Regions from separate parts of the Homo sapiens genome. Here region 2 is linked to region 1. Evidence: read pairs that join two places in POLR2A ChIA-PET (ENCODE). Cell type or tissue: Caco-2. All regions are shown on one strand. Region 1 overlaps GRIN2A (glutamate ionotropic receptor NMDA type subunit 2A). Region 2 has its middle 68 kb from the start of ATF7IP2.

Region 1 (8,000 bases):
TAGAGAATAGAGAGTAGTCAAAGCCTATGGCTGGTTTTCATTATGGTGGAGAAGCAGAAGGAAAAATGTGCTCAGAGGCAGAGGCAAGATGAGGAAACTCAGTGACAAGACCCCCTTTTTTTTTTTTTTTTTTTTTGAGACAGAGTCTCTTTTCGTTGCCCAGGCCCAGGCTGGAGTACAGTGGCCCAAGCTCGGCTTACTGCAACCTCCTCCTCCCTAGTTCAAGAGATTCCCCTCCCTCAGCCTCCCAAGTAGCTGGGATTACAGGCACCCACCGCCACGTCTGGCTAGTTTTTGTATTGTTAGTAGAGATGGGGTTTCACCATGTTGGCCAAGCTGGTCTCAAACTCCTGACCTCAAATGATTCACTTGCCTTGGCCTACCAAAATGCTGGGATTACAGGTGTGAGCCACCGTGCCCAGTCAAGATCCCGTAATTCTTGAGCATTCCTGAAACCTAGGGAAAGATGGAAAGTGCTTGCAGGCAAGGCCCATGGAAGACAGAAAAATCATTTATAGACTGCAGTCTCTAAAGACACAGGAGTGTTTTACCACATGCTGATATCACGCAGGGTTGGTCTGGGGAAGGGATTCTGAAGCCAGGGGAGGTAGTTTTGGCCACTGAAGTCCTGGCTCAATGGAATCACTTCTTCCCTCTCAGCCTGACAAAGCAAAGTGGGCTAGTCCCATCTTCCTTACCTCCAAAACCAGTACAGCATTAAGAAATTCCTAATCTACCGTGATGTGTGAGGGTCAAAAAAGTGGGCCTAGAGGTGAAAAATGGATCATAGACAAAATATTAGACATCCTTCACCCTTTGTCAAAATTAAAAACTTTTATTCATCAAAGGGCACTATTAAGAAGTGAAAATACGACCAGCCTGGCCAACATGGTGAAACCGCATCTCTACTAAAAATCCAGAAAAAAAAAAAAAATTAGCCGGGCAACAGTAGCACGTGCCTGTAATCCCAGCTACTCAGGAGGCTGAGGCAGGAGAATCACTTGAGCCTGGGAGGCGGAGGTTGCAGTGAGTGAGCTGAGATCGTGCCACTGCACTCCAATCTGTGTGACAGAGTGAGACCCCCGTCACAAAAAAAAAAAAAACGAAGTGAAAACACGACACACAGAAAATATTTGCAAATTATATATCTCATAAAAGTCTAGTATCCAGGGTACATAGAGAACACTCACAACTCAACAATAGAAAGGCGACTCCGTTTTTAAAAAAGGCAAAGGGTCTCAATAGACATTTCTTACAAGATGGCATACAAACAGCCACTAAGCACATAAAAATATGCTCAATACAAACAGTGATTAGAGAAATGCAAATCAAAATCACAATCAGATAGCACTTCACACTCACCAGGATGGCTAAATTCAGAAGAATGGAAATAACAAATGTTGACCAGGATGTGGAGAAATAAGAAACCCCGTACACTGATTGTGAGAATGTAAAATGGTACAGCTGCTATGGAAAACAGTACGACAGTTCTTCAAAAAGCTACACATAGAACTCCTATATGATCCAGCAATTCCATTTCTAGGTATGTATATACCCAAGAGAACTGAAAACAGATGTTCAAACAATAACTTGTATGTAAGTGTTCATAGCAGCATTACTGATAGCAGCCAAAAACTGGAAACAATCTAAACATCCTACAATCAATGAAGGGATAAACAAGATATGATATGGCCATTCAATGGAATGTTATACACCCATAAAAAGGAATGAAGTACTGATACCTTCTACAACATGGATGGGCATTGAAGACATTATGCTAAGTGAAGGAAACCAGACGCAAAAGGCCATGTATTATACAATTCCATTTACATGAAATTTCCAGAATAGGCAAATCCATAGAGACAAAAAGTAGATCCATGGTTTCTAGGGCTGGGGACAAAGGGAGACAGAGTGACGGCTAAAAATATGAGGTTTCTTTTTGTGGTTTTGGAACTGTTCTAGAATTAGGGAGTGGTGATGGTTGCACAATATAGTCAATATACTAAAAAGCATTGGACTGTGAACTTTAACATGATAAATTTTATGTGAATTATATCTCAAAAACATTTAAACGTAAGACTAGGTATCACTTATTGACCAATTTCTCCTTGCTGGCCTAAGTGCTATTATACATAGATAAAATTTCTGGCTCAATCCTTCAAAGAATCCTCCAATGAAGGAGTTTCCATTATTATCAAAGGACAGCCCAGTGTAGGCATTGAGAATGTGGTTCTGACGCCAGGCCACATGGGTTAAAATCTCAGCCCTGAACTTGCTGGGACTTTGCATGGGTCCTCTCCTATGCAGTTTCCTCATCTGCATGTCGGGGAATATAATGGTATCCAGTACCTGGCGCGTAGTCAGCACCTAGTAAATTTTGGTTGATCACTTAAAGGTCCTCCTCCCTCCTTCCCTTTCATCCTGAGTTTGAGAGTTTCACAGTCATACTAAATCAGATTAGGAAACTGAGCCCTAGAGAAATGACGTGACTTGTCTAAAGTCCCGTATCACAAAAAGATAAATTTGTATGCCTCTACTTATATGGGATACCTAAAATAGGCAAATTTATAGAGACAGAAAGTAGAATAGTAGTTACCAGGGACCAAGCAGCGGGGCGGAATGGAGAGTGATTGCAAGTAAGTACAGAGACTCGATTTGGAACGATGGAAAAGTTCTGGAGATGGATACTGATGATGATTGCACAACAATGTGAATGTACTTAACGCCACTGAACTTAAAAATGGTTAGAATAGTAAATTTTAGGTTATATATATTCTACCACAATAAAAAGGAACCAGTCCATCAAAATGAGTGTCATCCAGGACAGTCACCCTACAGGGCACCTTGATGACACATATCAAAGTCTTAAAAATAAGCCCTTTGACTAACACATTCTGTACTAGGAATTTCTCATAAGAAAATAATCAGACAAGTGTTAGAAGGACATTCATCTCGTCAATATCTAAAATAATGCCTCTAGCTGCTCTAAATATCCAAAATAGAGAATTAAATATAATTAATATGCTAAAAAATTAAAAATTAAAAAATAAAATCCTACAACTAGTGTTTATAACTCTGGGCTCTGAACCCAGACAGAGGGACTCCAGAAATTCCCTTAGCCACTATGCTTCTAGACAGTGAGAAAATCCAAACCACTCCCTTTTTCAATGCAAGGAAGTTCATTCCGAGACCCATCTGCAAGAGTGAAAAATGCGCCCATTGTGCTACCTGTAAAAAGCATGGCAAAATGTGAATGTTCCTTAGGATCGGACATAGGGCTAACCAGACCATTCTCCCAGCCCAGCACCTGGGACATCAGGAAGCAAAGTGGGTTGAGGATCCCATCCCCATAGGCCTTCCTCTGAGTCACTGGTGCAAAGTCTGTCCTGCTGCTTGTGTTTGTTTACCCTCTTTCCTGCATTAGGTACAGCTAAGCTTTGCAAATTAACTCACAACAGGATCCAGTGGGCCTTGACCCAAAAACCATCCACAGGAGAATGTTGACGAGGCAACAACTGCTGCATCCATCCCACAAAACCCCTAGCCACAATGCCAAGTTTGTATCCAGAGTGGCGACGGTGGGGACCTAAAAGCTAAAACAAGAGCTCAGCAGGGTTAGGGTCTGCCATGAACTCTTACCAGGCAAGGCAGGGTGGAGACACATGTCCGTGGCCCTCCCACGCACTAGGATCTGTATGATGCTCCTCATCTAAGAGATGAGTTTGGTTTAAATTTGAACTCAAACTGTATTCTTGTCACAGACAATCCAGAGCACTCTCTGGGGTGTGGCTCTGAGACACACAAGGAGGAAAAGACCCAAGTTCTACCTCAAGCAGCTCATAGTCTGGAGGAGAAAGAGCTATGACGACTGAACAAATGCAGAAAGTAAATATGGAAGAGTCGAGAGCACTGTGAACATTCCATCTGCAGCTACCTACACTTCTGAAAAGCCAGACTCAAACATCAAAGTCTCTCCTTGCATCTCCACCAGGATATGTGTGTAGTAGGCAGAGCACTGGTCCCCAACAAGGTCCACACCCTAATTCCTGGAACCTGTGAGCATGTTACCTTACACAGCAAAGGGGACTTGGCAAATGTGATTCAGTTAAAGATCTTCAGAGGGGAATTTATCCTGGATGACCTGCGTGGGGCCAATATCATCACCAGGGTCACAAGTGCAGAACCTTTCCTGGCTTTGGGTAGAAAGAGATGTGACTTCAGAAGAAAGGCACAGAGGAATGCAATGTTGCTGGCACTGGAGATGGAGGAAGCGACCACAAGCCAAAGGGTACAGGCAGCCTCTAAAAGCTGGAAAGCCCAGTAAATGGATTCTCCCCTGCAGCCTCCAGAAAGAACACAGCACTGCACCTTGATTTTAGCCCAGTGAGATGTGGGTGACCAGTAGGATTATAAATTGATGTGCTTTAAGCCACTGTGTGTAATTTGTTATAGCAGCAAAGGGAAAAAATACTAATAGGATGTGTAACAGGCATCTCAAGTCTATCATCCATCTCAGCCACATTAGCCCCTGACTTCGTTGCTGAGGCCAAACATTTTGGTGGCATCTCCAACTCTCCTCTTTCTCTCATTCTGCACAAATCCATCAGTAAACCCAGTACATCCCACACTCTCACCACTGCCACTACAAGTTTGGTCCATGCCACCTCTCACCTGGATGACTTCTGTTTCCACCTGTGCCCTCTTACAATCCAGTATCAACAGTGAAGCCAGAATGGCCCCATTAGTCCATGTTTATTATCTGCCCCAAACCCTGCAATGGTGTTTCAGGCAAGACCTTGCACAGTCCTACAAGGCCCTTTAGAGTTTGGCCTCCGGTTACCTTTCTGCCCTCATCTCCTTCCATCCCCAAGCCAGCTTGGCCTCTTAAATGCTTCTGAAACACACTGGAAAACACCCCCACCTCAGGGCCTTTGCATATGCTATTTTCTCTCCTTGGAATGCTCTTCTGCGTAGCCCACTCCCTTTGAAGCCTCTTTAGGGTCTTTATCCAAATACCATTTTTTTTGGTGATACCTTCCGTGGCATCATATTTAAGACTGCAGCCTTATCTCTGACGTTTCTTGTCTCCAAGGTAAACTCAGGCCTGGATCAGACAGCTCTGCTTTTAGCCATCCACGTGAACCAGGATAAGGTATTTCTCTCTCTAAGCCTCTTTTTCCTCATCTGCAAAATGCGGTTGTGGTAAGGGCTGAATACCATTGTGGTGATGGTTCCACAGGTATATGCCTACATCAGCACTCATCCAGCTGTGCGGTTTATTGCATGTCAATGCCTCAATAAAGCTGTTAAATTAGAAAATGTTAGTAATAATAATGACAACAACAATAATGAAGTGCTTAGTCCACGGATTGAAACATCTTCATAACATGTGAGACACTGTTGCTCTGTGGTCCAGTGTGATGAACAAACACCACAGAGCTTTACCAGCCAAGTGCCTGGAACCGTGCTGGGGAAATGACAGCCTCGTCTGTTCCTCGTGACCACACTCTCGGTGGGTATAATGCCCACTTCACAGGTGGACAAAGTGAGACTCAGGAGCCACACATGTAGAATGTTCTAGAACACAGAAAGTCCTCTTTCCAGCATGTCCTTGTGGCAGATTAGGCAAGACAAGGGGGGAAAAGCAGAGTCCAGGGGGGAGGCAAATTGAGATGCAGGAGGGAAGGAGATAAGAGCAATAGGGAATCCTCAGAGCACCTGGCAGGCCCCCAGCCCCTGGGGGCAGGAGAAGCCAGGCCACGTAGTCATGTCCCCATGGAGAATGCAGCTGCTCCTCTGTGCTCTGCCCTCGGTTGCTACTGCCCTGCGAGGCAACCTCGAGGCTGGGAATCTCCTCCTTTCTCTGTCTGCAGCAGCTGCAGTGAAACAAAGGGCACAGCCCCCTTCAGGCCAAGAGAGGTGAGAAGCTGCTGGGGAGCTGATGTCACCACTACCCCCTCCGAAGCCCATCCATGGGGCACAGTGCACTCCACTGGCAGATCCCGGAAAGGGAGCATGCTGACTGACTGGCTGACTGACTGCCTGCCACATCACCGTCTCTGCATTGCAATTGCAAACACTGTTGTGCATTCTGAATCCCCAGTGTCTTTCTGTTTTTCACCAGCCATGATCATGACAGTGACAACAATAACAATACAGCCTTATGCTCATAGCTCCATTCATTCAAACAGCCATGCAACAACACCTGAGATTTGTTGTGCATCTGTGAGGACTGAAGGTCCGAGCTCCTTCCTCCAACCACCCATACCACACTCACTGAGGACTCACTAGGTGTCAGGCACCATCTTAGCACAAATAAGATACACAAGGCCTGTGCCTTTGGGAGCTTAATTTCTAGTAGGGACTGGAGGAGAGGGGCATATGGATAATAACAACCAAAAAAAATGGTAATGTCACAGTATGATAAAGGCTGTGAAAGAAATAAAGTGCAAGCTAGAGAATAATAGGAGAGAACTGACTGGGTAGTCAGGGAAGGCCTCTTAAGGAGTTGGCCTTTAAGGGGAGACCTGAAGAATGAGATGGAGACAATGCAGCCATGTTTCAGGCAGAGGAAAACGCTAAGCCCATGGGGTAGGCACTATGGTCTGAATGTCTGTATCCCTCCAAAATTCAGATGTTAAAACCTAATCCTCAATGTGATGGTGTTAGGAGGTAGGGCCCTTGGGAGGTGATTAGGTCATGAGGGCCAAGCCCTCATAAATGATATTCATGCCCTGATAAAAGAGGCTCCAGAGAGATCAACGGCCCCTTCCATTACCAATGAAGAACAAAACAAAATGATGACAGCCATCTATGAAAAAGGAAGCAGGCCCTCACCAGACATGAATCTTCTGGTGCCTTGACCCTGGACTTAAGCAGCCTACAGAACTATAAGAAATAGATGTTTGTTGCTTACAAGCTACCCAGTTTATGACATTTTGCTATAGCAGCCCAAACAGACTAAGAAAGCAGGAAAGAGCTTGGCACAGGCTGGGAAGAAGTGACAGAAAGAAGGTTGCTATGATAACGCAATGGTGTAATCAGTGTGATTTTTATGTGTTTGTATCAGAGAACCCTGGGTGCAATTCCTGTATGAAGAATTGCATGAGCACTTTGTATGAGAATGAGCAAGTTACCCTCTGTGCAATGCTGCTCTCAGCGAGCAAATAAGAATGATCATGGAACTGAATTGATGGCACTTTTGTGCATATTAATCAAATTGATTCATGTAAAGTACTTAATACACCACATACAGTAAGTGCTTAATAAATGCCAATTACTGTTCTTATCATCTCCCTGCCTGGTTGCCACAACAGCAGAGTATATTCAGGGCTTAGCACTGAGATCTGATTTGCCTCTGTAAGGTCCCCTGTTAAGTTTCTTGCTGTGGTTCTCACTCCCAAGGCAGTCATCAAATATTTGTTGAATGAGCAAATAAATCAATGAATGGGTTTCCTGATTACCTTATCTTTAAGCCACCAAAAGGCACCTTTTTATGATTAGGCTTCCTTTGCAAGCAATGTGACTCTGCCAGGCCCTGGGCTTTTGCAGAAAGCGAAGGTGGAAGGGAGATGGTTATTAGCCACTGTCTCTGCAAACGACAAGCCATCTGCACCCCGTTACCTAAGCATAGACCTCTGTGGGTGCCAAACTTCAGAGCCCAGAAAGTTGGAAGGGATTCCGAGCTTGGATCCCTCAGGCTAGGCTATTCTTGGAAGCCGAGCAACACGCCTGCCACAGGGAAATGAGTCATGCAGAGGCTGAAGGCTTGATGGATTTCTCCACGGCAGCAGCTATTTATCAGGGTAGATCTATACACCACAGAACACAAAGGGAGCGATGGAGTACAGATGAGCGCTACTTAAAGCAATATCACCCTCACCTTGTATTGCAGATCCTTGTATTGCAGCCAGATGACAATGCCTGGGACCCTCTTACCATCCAAACACCCACCTCAAGGAGGCCCAGCCCTGTCATATGACTGTCCCCATTATACTTGA
Region 2 (8,000 bases), 240 kb after region 1:
GGGAGGATCACTTGAGCCCAGGAGGTTGAGGCTGCAGTAAGCTGATTATGCCACTGCACTCCAGCCTGGGCAACAGAGCAAGATCCTGTCTCAAAATAAAATAAAATAAAATAAAATATTTGCATTCAAAAGGAGCTTCAGAATAGACCATATGAATAAAATATAGCAAGAGCTGCAGATAAATAGATTTCTCTAGAGAATATGAAAATAATACCCGGTACCTATTCAATGATACGAGGAACATGCAGAGGGGAGGGGAATTATTCCAATCAGTCTCCTGCTGCAGAAACCATAAACATAAAAATAGAAGTAGGCTATGAATCTCCCCTCAAGAATGGGAAGGTGATCAATAGCTTCCATCTAGCATCCATGCCCCACTGAGATGACATTCTTTCCAGAGGGGGAAAAATGAGCTGCCAATGAGAAATTGTTGAGATGACTAAGAAAGACACCATCTCAGGAACTTCCAAATTGAGTTTGACTGTTAGTCAATGTGTTGAGTAGTTGTTATATATCATTCCTTCTCCAGAAGATGGAGCTTTAGTCTAAAATAATGATGTAAGACAAGCCGGCAAGCTGGGCCCAGAATAATAGAATTCAAAGAAAATGCATAAATCGTGGTTACTATCAAGAGGGTTTGAAAAGCATTTTAAATCTCCTTGGAGACGGGTTCATTTGACCCGATTCTCTTACTCATTATGAGAATCCATTGCTTCAACTGTTTTCATCCAGGCAAAAAAGAAAATTTCAGTGGGAGTCATAAAAATGATTATGTATCATCTTATTTTTATTTGGTATTTCTCTTCCCAAAAGTCTAAAGGCTCACTATTATCTTGTAGTGCAGTTCATATGTTGATGGAAGTGACATTATTTATTTGTTTATTTATTTATTTTGAGATGGAGTTTCGCTCTTGTTGCCCAGGCTGGAGTGCAATGGTGTGATCTCAGCTCACCGCAACCTCCGCCTCCCAGGTTCAAGTGATTCTCCTGCCTCAGCCTCCTGAGTAGCTGGGATTACAGGCATGCACCACCATGCCTGGCTAATTTTGTATTTTTAGTATAGACGGGGTTTCACCATGTTGGTCAGGCTGGTCTTGAACTCCCAACCTCAGATGACCCACCCACCTCGGCCTCCCAAAGTGCTGAGATTACAGGCGTGAGCCACCGCACCCGGCCAAGGTGACATTTAAGTTCACTGTGGCAGTGAATTTATTATGCAGATAGGAGTTGCATGAATTTTCTCCAAAATATTCAGATATAAAATTCATTTTTGTCTAAAACAAATCAATCTGACTTAGCCCCCATGTCAGCCATAATTTTTCTCACATCTCGCCTCCATATGTAAAACTCTAGAGAGGAACTGATTAGCGTGAAAGGAAAATAAATCTTGGGACCCCAAAATCACTAAGCCAAAGGGAAAGTCAAGCTGAGAACTGCATAGGGCAAACCTGCCTCCCACTGTTTTCCTCAAAAAGATAAAAGCTACATACCGGCCAAGCATGGTGGCTGGCACCTGTAATCCCAGCACTTTTTGAGGCCCAGAACGTTGGGAGGCCGAGGCGGGTGGATCACGAAGTCAGGAGATCAAGACCATCCTGGCTAACACGTTGAAACCCCATCTCTACTAGAAATACAAAAAATTAGCTGGGCATGGTGGCACGAGTCTGTAGTCCCAGCTACTCGGGAGGCTGACGCAGGAGAATCGCTTGAACCCGGGAGGCAGAGGTTGCAGTGAGCTGAGATCTCACCACTGCATTCCAGCCTGGGTGACAGAGCGAGACTCCTAAAAAAAAAAAAAAAAAAAAAAAAAAAAAAAGGCTACATACCTCCCTCAAAAGGAATTTCCTTGTGGACAAAAGACAGAATTCAAAGTCATCCCCCTGCTCACTGAGATAAATGTATGTCCGATTGCCACCTTTGGAGAGGCTAAACAGAAACTCAAAAGAATGCAACCATTTGTCTCTTATCTACCTATGTATGACCTGGAAGCCCCCTCCCTGCTTCAAGTTGTTCCACCTTTCTGGATGGAACCAATATATATCTTACATTCATTGATTGATGTCTCACGTCTCCCTAAAATTTATTAAACCAAGCTTTGCCCTGACCACCTTGGCACATGTCATCAGGACCTCCTGAGGCTGGGTTACAGGCGCACATCCTTAACTTTGGCAAAATAAACTTTCTGAGTTGACTGAGACCTGCCTCAGATATGTGGGGTTCACACTGGCATACCTCAATTCACATGCTCATCTTTGAGCTTATCATAGTCACCTAGATGGTGGTCCCATGGGAAGCCAAGCTGGACCATGTGCCCATACCTATGTGTAGCCCGCAATGTGGGGCAATATAATTAGCCACTACCTACCTGCCCTAAGGTCAAATACTCTCAACAGAATTGAATTCTGCTGAGCATGGTGGCTCACACCTGTACTCCCAGCACTTTTTGAAGCCAAGGAAGGAGGATTACTTGAGGCCAGGAGTTCAAGAACAGCCTGGCCAATACAGGGAGACCCTCGTCTCTACAGAAAATTTTTAAGCCGGACGTGGTGCCTCACACCTGTAATCCCAGCACTTCGGGAGGCCCAGGCGGGTGGATCACAAGGTCAGGAATTCAAGACCCGCCTGGCCAACACAGTGAAACCCCATCTCTACTAAAAATACAAAAAAATTAGCTGGGCGTGGTGGCGGGTGCCTGTAATCCCAGCTACTTGGGAGGCTGAGGCAGGAGAATTGCTTGAACCTGGGAGGTGGAGGTTGCAGTGAGCCAAGATTGTGCCACTGCACTCCAGCCCAGGTGACAATGCGAGATTCCATCTCAAAAAAATAAATAAATAAATAAATAAATAAATAAATAAATAAACAAACATTTTTAAAAACTAGCTAGGCATGGTGGCACACACTTGTAGTCCCAGCTACTTGGGAGGCTGAGGTGGGAGGATCCCTTGAGCCTTGGAGGTCGAGGCTGCAGTAAGATGTGATCACACCACTGCACTCTAGCCTTAGCAATGGAGGAGGACCCTATCTCAAAAAAAAAAAAGATTGAATTCTGTTAGCTGAGAAGAGAGGGAAATGGATGTTTTTAGATAATAAACAGTGTCCGCTGTATGTATCAGTTAGCTATTGCTGCATAACCAATGACTCCAAAACTTGACCATAGTGAGCTATGATTGGGCTGAAGTGATCCTCCTGCCTCAACTTCCCAAGTAGCTGGGATGACACATGGGTGCCACCACACCCTGCTAATTTTTTAATTTTTCTAGAGCTTAGTTGCGCAAGCTGGTCTTGAACTGGTGGCCTCAAGTGATCCTTCTGCCTTGGCCTCCCAAAGTGTCAGATTACAGCTATGAGCCACCACATTTAGCCTTGAAGCAAATCTTGATGAGCAACCTATTTTAGCTATTTCACAGTCTCACCTGCTAAGGCAAGGATTTCCTGGAATGGGCAGCTAAGAGTTTTATGCTTGCTCCCTATATTATTTAATATAAGGATATTGAAAAGTATTCCTGATCTCAGTATGGCTTAATTCAGGAATAAAAAATTATGTCTGTTGGGCCAGGCATGGTGGCTCACACCTGTAATCCCAGCACTTTGGGAGGCCAAGGTGGGCAGATTGCTTGAGCTCACAAGTTTGAGACCAGCCTGAGCAACACGGTAAAACCCCGTCTCTACAAAAAATACAAAAATTGGCCAGGCATGGTGGTGCATGGCTGTAGTTCCAGCTACTCAGGAGGTTGAGGTGGGAGGATCGCTTGAGCCTGGGAGGCAGAGGTTACAGTGAACTGAGATTGTGCCACTGCACCCAGTCTGGGCGATAAAGCCAGGCTTTGTCTCAAAAAAAAAATTACATCTGTTTCTGTTCTCATATATAGTCAATGTGTTTTATTTAGTCACTGCTTTTCTCTAACTCTGGCTATCTCTGGGTGAGATACTCCATGACCTTACTTATAAGCACAAGATGATTTTGAACTGCAAACAAATGGGTTTTAATCGAGGCAAAACAGTTAACATTGAAAAAGCTAGCTAAATTCTAAGTTGAGAATTAGTTGAAAGGCCTGATTTCACTATTTCTGCAACCAGGACACAGACTCCCACACAACCTCTTTTTAAAAATTGCTTTATCTCCAGAAAAGCCAGTTTTCTCAACCAAAGTTCAGTACATTTTTACAGTAACACTGTAAAAAACACTGACACCAACAGATTCCAAAGAAAATGAAGCAAGATATAAAACTTAGATTACTACTCATTGAACATATGGCTAGACACTTTATTTAAAGGAAAGGACAAGGAATTCAGAAGGGCTATAATTAGAAAGAGTCTTCACGCACTGCTCACAAGAATAAGAAGCTTTCCCAGGGCCTTGCACAGATAAGACAATGGCCCCTGACATTTTAAGAAAATGGCCACATTGTACCAGGTCAATCAATGTGAAAAGGTCCACTCCATGAACAGAAAATTGTGTAATGTGACCTGTTTCTTTGTTGTCTATTGACACAGGTAAGATAATGGGCTGTGTTTTCTTTGTGGCTATGACGATCGTTTCCCTCTGTAGGACAGACAACCGGGCAGTGATCTGCTGGGTTCAGCCAATGTGATGAGCAGAAGTGGGAAGAAATCAGTCTCCTGTGCGGATAGAATCAGGAAACCCGTCTAATCCCACTCTTCTCCATTCCATTCTCCATACCGAAACCAGTGTCATCTTCAATGAGATAAAGCATATCTATATCACACCCCTGTTTACAAAAAACCATCACTACTGTCTCCGCTGCATTTGTCTTAATCGCATAATCCGGCTCCTAGTTCTTGGGCCAGTTTTACCATGTGCCAGTTCCCCCGAACCAGTTTCTCCCATTGGAAGGTTTTGTCTCTCTGCACAGCTCTGACCTCTGCCTGTGTTGCTCTTTCCCCAGAGCCTTGCCTGGCTGACTTCTACTCCTCCCTCATGTGGCAGGAAATCTCACCTTTGCAGAAAGACCTTCCATGCCAACCTACACAGCAAAGGTCTTCTCCCAGGCCATGCCCCTTTCAACTCTCAGCTCCTCACTTGTTTTCATCATAACAATTACCCCAAATGATAATGATGGTTTTTTTTTTTTTTTTTTTGAAACAGAGTCTTGTTCTGTTGCCCAGGCTGGAATGCTGTGGCGTTATCTTGGCTCACTGCAACCTCCCACTTCCTGGGTTCAAGCAATTCTCGTGACTCAGCCACCTGAGTAGCTGGGATTACAGGTGTGTACCACCATGCTCAGATAATTTTTGTATTTTTAGTAGAGTTGGGGTTTCATCATGTTGGCTAGGCAATTACAGGCGTGAGCCACTGCGCCCAGTTACAATGGATCTTATGTATCTGACCACTTACCCGTTTTGTCCTTCCTTCCTAGTAGAATTGGACTCCCATGCAAGTGGAGACCCAGTCAGTCTTGTTCACTGCAATCTCCCCAGGGCCTGCCACATCTAAAAGACATATTTTCTGATAAATGAATCATAACAGTTGTTTCTTTTTTTTTTTTTTTTTTTTTTTTTTGAGACAGAGTCTTGCTCTGTCACCCAGACTGGAGTGCAGTGGTGCCATCTCGGCCCACTGCAACCTCTGCCTCCCGGATTCAAGTGATTCTCCTGCTTCAGCCTCCCAAGTAGCTGGGAGTACAGGCGTGTGCCACCACGCCCAGCTAATTTTTTGTATTTTTAGTAGAGACGAGGTTTCACCGTGTTACCCAGGATGGTCTCCATCTCCTGACCTTGTGATCCGCCTGCCTCAGCCTCCCAAAGTGCTGGGATTACAGGCGTGAGCCACCGCGCCCGGCCAAGGTCAGGAGTTCTAAACCAGCCTGGCCAACATGGTGAAACTCCCTGTCTAATTAAAAAAAAAAAAAAAAAGCCGGGCATGGTGGCATATGCCTGTCATTCCAGCTACTCAGGAGGCTGAGGCAGGAGAATCACTTGAACCCAGGAGGCCGAGGTTGCAGTGAGCCAAGATCACACCACTATACTCCAGCCTGGGCAACAAAGCAAGATACCATCTCAAAAAAACAAGAAAAGAAAAATCACTTTATATATATATATTTATATATATTTATATATATTTATATATATATTTATATATATTTATATATATTTATATATATTTATATATATTTATATATATATTTATATATATTTATATATATATAATTTTTATATATTTATATATATAATTTTTATATATATTTATATATATTATTTATATATATAATTTATATATATTTATATCTATAATTTATATATATATTTATATCTATAATTTATATATATATTTATATATATAATTTTTATATATATTTATATATATTTATATATTTTATATATATATTTGTGTATATTTTTATATATTTTTTATATATATTTATGTATATATTTATATATATATTTATATATATTTATATTTATATATATATATTTATATATATTTATATATATATTTATATATATATTTATTTATATATATTTATATATATTTATATATATTTATATATATTTATATATATATTTATATATATTTATATATATTTATATATATTTATATATATTTATATATATATTTATATATATTTATATATATTTATATATATTTATATATATTTATATATATTTATATATATATTTATATATATTTATATATTTATATATATTTATATATATTTATATATTTATATATTTATATATATTTATATATATTTATATATTTATATATATTTATATATATGTATATATATGTATATATATTTATATATATGTATATATATTTATATATATGTATATATATTTATATATATATTTATATATATATTTATATATATTTACATATATTTATTTACATATATTTATATATATTTACATATATTTACATATATTTTTATATATTTACATATATTTATATATATTTACATATATTTACATATATATTTACATATATTTTTATATATTTTATATATATTTATATATATATTTTTATATATTTTTATATATATATTTTTATATTTTTATATATATATATATATATATATGTATGTATGTATATTTGAGACAGGGTCTCGCTCTATTGCCCAGGCTGGAGTGCAGAGTGGCATGAGCTTGACTAAGTGCAGCCTCACCCTCCTGGGCTCAAGTGATCCTCTCACCTTAGCCTCCTGAGTAGCTGGGACTGTAGGCAACGCACCATCATGCCTGGCTAATTTTGTTCATTTTTTGTAGAGACAGGGTCTCACTATGTTGCCTAGGCTGGTCTCAAATTCCTGGCCCCAAGTGATCCTCCCACCTTGGCCTCCCAAAGTTCTGGGATTGCAAGACTGAGCCACTACGCTCAGCCTTAGCTTTGTTATTAATTTGGAAGGCTTTTACATCTGTTTCCCAACTGATGGGAGTAAAGACATGCCCTTGCTATGTAGGTCTAAGAAGCAGCTGCAGACATGGCTTACATACCCCCAGCCCCCATTCCTTCCTCTCTCAGTTGCTCTTCCTTGAACCATACCTGCCCCCCCCCTCCAACGTCCTCTTCTCTCTGCCCAAGGGCTGGCGTCTTGGTTGTTTTCTCTTTTAAGCCAGGCTCTAAGTGTTTACTTCTCTTGTTCTATAATGATTTCTCCCTTTCCCAGAGACATGTGACATTTTTCAGCTCCTTATTCTTTTTTCCAAGGGCCTTTATCTGCTCCACTCCCATCTCACCAAGGCCAACCACATTTGTTATCCTCAGAGGCATGCTTTTTATCCATTTTACCCTGTGCACAGCAGCTGGCCCCTACATAAATGAGCTACATTCTCAGCAGCTTTAAGGAAAGAAACTTGAAAGAAGGGGGAACCAAGAAGATATAAAGTTGGGCACCCCTTCTAATAAGGCTTCGAAAGCAGGGGTCACATGGAAAGGCAAGGACTTTCTTTTTTTTTTCTGAGATGGAGTCTCACTCTGTCACCAGAACGCAATGGCCTGATCTCAGCTGACTGCAACCTCCGCCTCCCAGGTTCAAGCA

The links. ChIA-PET counts read pairs that join two places held together with the same protein. Peaks named below come from ENCODE experiments on the same cell type or tissue, not always from the same donor. Only the 100,000 strongest peaks of a DNase experiment are listed, where the experiment ranks them.
Region 2: POLR2A ChIA-PET joins it to region 1 with 10 read pairs; 2 of 35 experiments call an interaction of 5 or more read pairs at or near these places.

What each region holds. Positions count from the first base shown.
Region 1 is chr16:10,072,832-10,080,831 of GRCh38, forward strand. The region is part of intron 2 of GRIN2A (glutamate ionotropic receptor NMDA type subunit 2A); the gene reads right to left. Among named protein-coding and RNA genes, the nearest start is that of GRIN2A, 110 kb to the right of the region's middle. RefSeq lists a silencer at 5,761-6,055. In Caco-2, no CTCF peak of the experiment used is centred here; a DNase peak (open chromatin) is centred at 7,670.
Region 2 is chr16:10,314,480-10,322,479 of GRCh38, forward strand. No RefSeq gene overlaps it. Among named protein-coding and RNA genes, the nearest start is that of ATF7IP2, 68 kb to the right of the region's middle. In Caco-2, a CTCF peak has its summit at 619; DNase peaks (open chromatin) are centred at 1,862 and 4,568.